2 separate regions of the Homo sapiens genome follow, and region 1 is linked to region 2. Evidence: read pairs that join two places in POLR2A ChIA-PET (ENCODE). Cell type or tissue: PC-9. All regions are shown on one strand. Each heading gives the region's core, and the rest is flanking DNA. Links, peaks and the distances in the headings are about the cores only.

Evidence for each region. Peaks named below come from ENCODE experiments on the same cell type or tissue, not always from the same donor. Only the 100,000 strongest peaks of a DNase experiment are listed, where the experiment ranks them.
Region 1: POLR2A ChIA-PET joins it to region 2 with 6 read pairs; 1 of 35 experiments calls an interaction of 5 or more read pairs at or near these places.

What each region holds. Positions count from the first base shown.
Region 1 is chr16:12,615,125-12,619,521 of GRCh38, forward strand. No RefSeq gene overlaps it. Among named protein-coding and RNA genes, the nearest start is that of SNX29-AS3, 6.2 kb to the left of the region's middle. In PC-9, for the core only: no CTCF peak of the experiment used is centred there; no DNase peak of the experiment used is centred there; H3K27ac peaks cover 2,175 bases.
Region 2 is chr16:12,186,074-12,190,470 of GRCh38, forward strand. The region is part of intron 13 of SNX29 (sorting nexin 29); the gene reads left to right. Among named protein-coding and RNA genes, the nearest start is that of SNX29-AS2, 180 kb to the right of the region's middle. In PC-9, for the core only: no CTCF peak of the experiment used is centred there; DNase peaks (open chromatin) are centred at 948, 2,418 and 2,828; H3K27ac peaks cover 2,073 bases.

The sequences.
Region 1 (4,397 bases), core at 210-4,209, 430 kb after region 2:
GTATCCTTTGAAAAAGGATACACTAATCTCTTTAAATGCATGACTGGTAATCAAATCAGATAATGCGTGTCAAAGCCTTTGAGTTATGATATGCACATATAATCCATTATCATAGTTCTAACAAGTACTTATCACTGGAAAATAGTAAGAAATCTTATTTTTGCCTAAATGGGGCCATCCCCCAAAGTATAAGAGAACCTTGTTACAGAAGATTTAACTACATTGAACGAGTCAGACCAGGCCTGGTGGCTCATGCCTATAATCCCAGCAATTTCGGAGGCCAAGGCACGAGGATTGCTCCAGTTGAGGAGTTTGAGACCATCCCCGACAAGATAGCAAGACCTTGTCTCTACGAAAGTTTAAAAATTAGCCAGGAGTGGTGGCATGCACTAGTAGTCCCCAGATACTTGTGGAGGATCACTCGAGCCCAGGAGATCGAGGCTATGATCTTACCACTACACTCCAGCCTAAAGCATAGGGTGAGACCGTGTGTTTAAAAAAAAAAAAAAAGTTGGGGGGTGGGGGGGTAACTCAGCATTGGAGATACCAAATGACTTCAGAAAATCCTTTTCTCCCATAAAGCAGAAGGGCCAAAGACCAGAAAAACATTAAAGGAGAAGAACCAGAAAACTAATAATACGGAGGACAAAAAAGAATGACGAAACCAATCCTTTCCCTAGTAATTGAAACAATTAACAAGGATATAGCTGAAGTAACTTGGAGCTGAAAATACTCATTTCATGGATCAGAAAGCATCAACAGAACAGGTGAAAGGAGATCTCTAGCTTGGCAAAGTTCTTATATAATCCTGCATATATCCAGGATAATAAAATGTTAACCACAATAGGCCGCAGTTTTTTTTAAAAAAATCCAGAATAGAACAAAGTTTAAAGGATTGAGCCATGACCTAACAATTTTATGCCACACGAAGCTACTGGTCTCATGTTTAAACAAGACATCATACAAGAAAGAAGAAAAAGTGACACTAACTCAGCCCTCTATATTAAAATGTGACATAAAGCTTGAATAGATATACTAATATCACCCTGCTCTAAGAATTAACCTCCGGTCAATAGCAACTGTATTAATAGCCTTAAGATGTCCCCAAGTATAAAGAACAAGAGACTCATGCTATCGTTTTTGGGTGGTGGGGATAGGGGAAAGACAGGGTCTCCTCTGTTAGCCAGGCTGGAGTACAGTGGCACGATCATGGCTCACTGCACCCTCAACCTCCCTCAACTCAAGGGATCCTCCTACGTTGACCTCCCCAGGCTTGAAAGATCCTCCTCTACACCTCAGCGTCCTGAGTAGCTGGGACTACAAGGCTGGTCTTGAACTCCTGGGCTCAAGCCATCTTCTCTCCCAAAGTGCTAGGATTACAGGTCTGAGCCCCTGCACCCCTCCCATTGCTACTTTTCAAAATTGCACTTGAGGTTGTAGCTTATGTAATAAGAATTTTAAGTAGCAGGGCGATACAAAATTGCAGTTGTTTACACATTATTCTCCAAGCTAGAAAATGGTCAGGAAACTGACATTTACTTTGAGCAGGGTAGTCCCATACTGTATCAACGTAAAAACGAACAAGTCAAATATACAACACAAAGCTTTTTAGAAACAATAGCCGCAAAGCTAAATCTTATTTTAAACGATCTATATAAAACTAAATTTTCACTAAATGACAGACTTGTATCACCCTCAAAGACTGTCAGTCAATTCTTCCCAAATTTTATGAACGTAATGCATCACAACCCTTGTTCCGTATGTCAATTCTTTGTAGAATTTGACCAACTTATTCTGAAACGCAGAAGAGCTAGGGCAGTTTTGGGAAGGGAAAAATAAAGGGAAACTTTGACCACTACAAACAAGAATCATATTACAAAGCTCTATGAAACCAGGGCAGGAATACATAAACCAAAGAATCAACACCCAAGTAGAGACAAAGGTTTGACAGAGGTTAAAGCGGGTATTTTCACATGAGCAGAGCAAGACTCAGTCTTAAAACAACTGCCTGTGCATCCAGAAAAACAGTACATTGGAACACTTGTCACACACAAAAGTGAACTTTAGCAAATCCTCGAACTATTTGAATAATGAAATACAATTTATAGACCTTGCACTATTAGACTTACAAATAAGTTTTTCAAAAACTATAGAAGAAATGACTGATGACCACAGTGAAGTGTTGAGGTTCTGCATGACAAAAATATGAACAAAGTAACACCAACATTCCAGAAGGTATTTGTAACTTACAGCAAATTGTTAATGACAAGGGTCCCCAAACCCCAGGCCACAGACCAAGAAACGTTCGTGGCCCATTAGGAGCAGGTGACACAGCAGAAGGTAAGCAGCTGGCGAACAAAGCGTCTGTATTTACAGCTTCTTCCCATTGGTCACATCACCACCTGAGCTCTGCCTGTCCATCAGTGGCAGCATTAGATTCTCACAGGAGAATGAACCCCTATTGTGAACTGCGCGTGTGAGGGATCTAGATTGCGTGCTCCTTCTGACAAGGTAACTAATGCCAAATGATCTGTCACTGTCTCCCACCTCCCACCTCCAGATGGGGCCGTCTAGTTTCAGGAAAACAAGGTCAGGGCTCCCACTGATTCTACATTATGGTGAGTTGTGTAGTTTCATTATTATGTCATAATTTTAAAGTACACGAGAAATGTAAGGTGCCTGAACCATCTCCCAAACTGTCCTCCCCTCCCACCAACCCCATCTGTGGAAAAACTGTCCTCCACACAACCGGTTTCCTGTTGCCAGAGTTTGCTGACTGCCAATCTACAATGTATGTGCTTTAGAGAACACCCCTTTTGTTTTTTACATTGGCTGAAACTGGTCAAGAAAATAGGCTTCTCTCCCCAAGGCCTCCCCATTTCCCAAGAAAATGAGATACTAATCAAAAAGTGGATATAAATAAGCAATTCACAGAAAATGCACTCACTGACCATATGAAAAGATGTTCACCTCATCAGCAATCAGGGGGCTATAGGTTAATGAAGTATTTCTAGCTATTAAATCACCAAAAGCTTAAATATGATCAGGTGTTCTCACACCTCACTTGTGGTCCAATTCCTATAACCGTTTTGGAGAAAATTTTGACAAAGAAATATGTGCATGCCCCAAGATGGAGCCACCATCAGTATCTCCGCTTGAAAAGCATTTACCCAAACATCAAGATGGCCTGGCCAGGGGCCTGAGCTGTGTGTAGTAAAGAAAAACAACAGGAAACCACCCAGATCGCGTCCAATTGATAGGATGGTTGTGTAAACTTTTATATATTTGGACCATAATAAACCAAGCAGTTAGAAAATTTCTCCGAGTATACTGATACAGCTGAGCTGCAAGCAGCGAAAAAACCAAGTTGCTGAATGATATGTACATGATACAGTTTATACCTAACAGTTGCTGAAAGCATAGATGTTAACGCATAGGAAAGGCCTGGGAAAGTGCACATGAAACTGAACAAGATCTGCCCCAGGGAAGGGGGAAGGAGACTGAGTCCTAGAATCATGGTAGGTGGTCATGGTACAGTGGGTAGCTAGTCAGACATGAGCAGGGAAGCAGCAGCCCCCATCCCCCCACCACCACCAGGAATGCCAGGGCACTACCAGGTCATGTTCTGGCAGTTGTTAATGGTCTGAAATAATTGGTCTCAGCCAGTGCCAGGGAAAGGCAGGCTTACAACAGATAGACACACCTGAGGGCGAGCACAGTTGCTCATGCCTGTAATCCCAGTTTGGGAGGCCGAGGTGGGTGGATCATGAGATCAAGGGTTTGAGACCAGCTTGGCCAACATAGTGAAACCCCGTCTCTGCTATAAATACAAAAATTAGCCAGGCATGGTGATGAACTCCTGTAGTCCCAACTACTCGGGAAGCTGAGGCAGGAGACTCGCTTGAACCCAGGAGGCAGAGGTTGAGGTGAGCTGAGATTGTGCCACTGCACTCCAGCCTGGGAAACAGAGCAAGAATTCGTCTCAAGAAAAAAAAAAAAAAAAAAAAAAAAAAAAAAAAAAAGACACCCTAAACTGGTCATCAACAGCTTACCAGTAAGATCTCAGGAGCTGGGCAAGTGGGCTCAAACATGCAGAGAGGCAAAATAGCAGAGTTTTAAACACTCGACTGGTAAGAGAAGAACACCTCAAGTGGGCTTGTGCACAGCTTCAGTAAGCACACTGGGCATGCTCCACTCCTAAGTGCTGACAGGCCCTGCACATGTGGACAGCCCACCCCAAGGGAAAAAAAAAATCAGGAAAGGGACCCAAGACCCCAGAAGCATGCCAACATACAAACCCATGTCAAAGATCAGCCAGTGCCCATCATCTCTCAAGTCACCCACTTGGCCTCCTTCCAAGTATACTTTACCTTCCTTTCATTCCTGCTCTAAAACTT
Region 2 (4,397 bases), core at 197-4,196:
GTTTTTATATTGACCAAACAAATGTTCTTGGCTTTATAGTACCAGTTATGAGCTATTCAGTTAACCCTTTTAACCCTTACCACGTGGGCCATTACTGTAAATCTATATATATATTTGTTGTTGGGAGCTTTTCAGTTTCTAAAGGAACTTCTTTTTTTAAAAAATCTTTATTTTGAAGTAATCTGAGATTTGCTCAAGAATTGCAGGGACAAAAAAAGAACTCCCATGTGCTCTTCCTGCAGAGCGACTAGTTAATATTTTGCTCTATTGGAGACAGATTTATCTGTATCTATATCTCTGTGTATCCATACAAACTTTTTTCCTGATCTATTTAAGAATTAGTTGCAAACATCATGACCATTTGCCCCTAAATACTCAAGCAGATAATTTTCTAAGAACAAGGATACTTCCTTACACGACCGCAGTGTGATGATAAAATGCAGGAAATGTAACACTGGTGCAGTATTATGACGTGATATTTAGGCTATATTCATATTTCACCAATGGGGCCAATTTAACCTTTCATGGCTAATCTCTCTGACTGAGTTGGGATCCAGTCCAGGATCAGGCATTGCACTGAAGGGTCCTGTCTCTTTAATCTGGGGAACACCTCCACAGCTTCTTTGTCTTTCATGACCTTGACTTTTTTTTCTGGGTCCCTCTTCTGGCCAGTTGCTTGATAGAACATCCCTCAATTTGGGTTTGTCAGCTGTTTCCTCATGATTAGGTTCAGGTTATGTGTTTTTGACAGGAACTCAAGGCTTTTAATCCATCTCCTTTTGGCCTAATAAAGAGACACTATAGCAAGTAGACTTCTGGTCTCACAGATGGCAAAACTCAATGCCAAGAGGTCAAAGTCAAGAGAGATGTAGCACTCAGTGGCCGGGGCTGACTGTGGCTCACAGCTGTGTTTTGTTTGGCACTTGAGATGTTTGAAAAATGAGTCAATCACTGGTTAAAGACCTGATGGGTCCCGGAGGAATCCGGACTTCCACCTGCTCTTGAAGAGTTGGAAGATCTGGCCACACAGGGCCATATTCCTGTCTGCCTGGTTTTGAGTCCTGGACAATGGGCACACATTCTCTACTTTGCTGTGGCCTCCACCATTCACAAGATGCCCCTGTGCATGTCCCCTGGGCATGCTTCATTCTTCTGTTACCTGCACTGCCCCTCTATGCCTGGGACTCTGAAAGATATGTTATAGAGCTGGGCGCGGTGGCCCACTCCTGGAATCCCAGCACTTTGGGAGGCCAAGGCGGGTAGATCGTGTGAGGCCAGGAGTTTCAGTCTGGCCAGCGGGGCAAAACCCTGTCTCTACTAAAAGTACAAAATTAGCCGGGTGTGCACGCCTGTAATCCCAGCTACTTGGGAGGCTGAGGCAGGAGAATTGCTTGAACCCAGGAGGCGGAGGTTGCTGTGAGCCGAGATCATGCCACTGCACTCCAGCCTGGGTGACAGAGTGAGACTCTGTTTAAAAAAAAAAAAAAAATCCAGGATAGGCTCCCAGTTGTGTTCTCTCCATCTGCTGCTCTGTAGTCTTCTTGGGGCCTGTCGGGAAACAATTTTCTATTTCATAGTAGTTTCTCTTGCCTGTTCTCCCCCCAACCCCCTTTTTTTGAAGGTGTTTATTTGGGTTGCCAGACTTGTGTTTATGTACCTCTTCATGCAGTGGTACTGTTGGCATTCACTCCTCCAAAAGGTGAGTTGTCACATTGGTACATTAGGGTATTCCACACTGGCTTCCATGGAAGCCCAGTTGAGTCCATGAGAGGCTCCCTCACCTTCCCATTATTTAGGGAAATCCTGCATCCCTCGAGGGACCTGATGCAGCTGAGGGAAATCGGATAATCATTTTCTGAAGTGGTGAGGTTGAATCCACCATGCCCTAGGAGTTAGCTAGGGGATGAGCTGGGGAAGAGGACTCAGTCGTTTGATGCCTGACCTTGAAATATGTCCAGGTGATAATTTGAGCATTATTCCAAGTGTTTCCCTAGTCCTCACTCCCTAGGAGAAAATAGTCCTCCTTGATTTGGAATATGATGACACTGGAGCCCTGGTTTGCAATTTATGAGTAATAATGATGATGACAATGAATTACTAACCGCTAACATTTATTTAATAATTACCATATGCCAGACACTTTATTTATACACACACATACTTATTTTAATTCTGTCTGTAGTTTCTGAAGGTAGATACTTTCATCATCCCATTTTATAAATGCTAAACTGGGGCTCAGAGAGGTTAAGCAACTTGCCCAAGGTCATACAGAGGTAGAGCAAGCATTCCCGTCAGGGCTGTCTGACCTGAAAGCAAACACTTTTTAATGGCACAAAGTGCTGAAATGAGCTGCCTTCTTGGTGCCAGAGGAGTAGCTTATGTAAGTTTTGAGTGAGGGACTGACAAGTATGATTCCGGCTGTTAAGTTTGGAACCCTGTGATTTTCCCATTGCACCCAGGATATTTTGGGTGTGTGTCATCTGTAATTAATTACCTTCTTGAGTGACGAGTTGTTTGGGCTGTTTCTCTGGCTCTGGATATGCAATACAGGGGCCAGTGTGCCATTCTGAGTGGGATTTACCAGGTGGCTAATGAGATGGGCTTTATAAAATAAATAGTGCAAGGATGGTTACGGGGGAGAGAGCACTAAAAATCAAACAAGCTTTTTACAGCTCCATTTTCCACCCCCTCCAGCTGGCAGAAATGAGATGCCACACAGCTTAATCCAGAGAACAGCCAAGGAGGAATGCAGACATCCTGGAATTTGAGTCCCCTGGCAGCAGCCCTTGCCCTGTCTTATTAGAGAAAACTGGAAGGAAAGGAAAAGTTACCCAGACTTCTTGTACGTGGGAGGTACCACTGTTTTCTGAACAGGGTTATGAGCAATAATCGTTATGATTGTGATATGGCAGGAGGGCACATGGCAGGGAGTGGCTCCCAGGTGCCAGAGTGGCCCAGAAGTGTCCTGGAGGCTTGCCAAAATACAGATTCCAGGCTTCACCCCAAGAGGGTGATTACAGAGAGGGCCTGGGAATCTGCTTTTTACTTTTTAATTTTTCACCCCTGAGTCTGTTAATGTGTTTCCTACAAGCAAAACATTCTCCTTTGTAATAACAATATAACAATCAGAATTAGAAAATTAACATTGACACATTTCTGCTGTCTAATCTTCACATTATGCTCAACTTTAACCAGTAGTCCCAGCAATGTCTTTTCTTGCAAAATGGTTGAGTCCGGAATGACACATGGCATGTGATTTTCATGTCTGTTCGGGCTAGAACAGTTGTCTCTTTTCTTGACTTTCATGACCTTGACGTTTTTGAAGATGATAGGCCAGTTTATTGTGCAGAATGTCCGTGCCTTTGGTTTGCTTGATGTTTCCTTTTGATTAGATTCGGTTTATGCATCTTCGTAGGAATGTTGCAGAGGCGATGCATCTTTTTAGTGCATCCTGGCAGGTGGTGCATGGCTTCAATTTGTTCCATTCCTGATGTTAACTTTGATCCTCTGATTAAAATGATGTCTGTTATGCTCCTTCACTGTGGAGTTTCCCCTTTACAATTAATACATATTTTGTAGGGAGGTTTTTGAGCTCGAAATACCCTATTATGCATTAAATTTTCCATTAATTAATTTTGGATTGTTCAGTTTCTATTTTATTCAGCTTATAATGCATTACTATCACTGTTTTGATGCCCGGATCGTCTCAGAGCGTCCGAGCATCAAAACAGTGATAATAATGGATTATAAGCTGAATCCGTCCCATCCATCCCATTTATCAGTGGGAACTTTTATGAGCTGGCTTCTGTGTCCTTTTAAAGTGGGCCTGTAAGTTCACATTGATGTCTTTAATCCCAGTCCAACATCACCATTGACTTCTCACTTTCTTGACGTATTTGTTATTCTCTTCTCCAATAACAAGATACCTGGCTCCAGTTATCAGTAATATATTCAGTTATTGATCCATCCCCTTGTAAGTTAACTAATCTCTGATAGCTTTGGGCTGAATTGCTTGGGAATAGAAAGTCAGGGTTATGGGGAGATTTGCTTTCTGGAGAAGCTCCTCTGCTCTCTTCATTATAGAGATCCTCCATCCTCTGACCACATCTGGAAGGACCCTGGCCTAGTGCTGGAGGGTAGAGGCTTTGGAGTTGCCCTGATGTCAGTTCCACTTCCACTCCTGATTGACCTTGGCCGGTCACTGACCACACCGAGACTCCATTTCCTTATGGATGAGGGCAATATTTCATGGTACAGAGAAAAATAAGACATGGCCACTGTCTTCAAGGATCTCATACTCTAGATAGGGGAAGATGAGCACAGGCCAGGGGTATTAAAGTATGAGACTTGTTAAGAGAGAAGCTTGTCTAGAATACGCTGGGGGCAGAGGAGGGAGC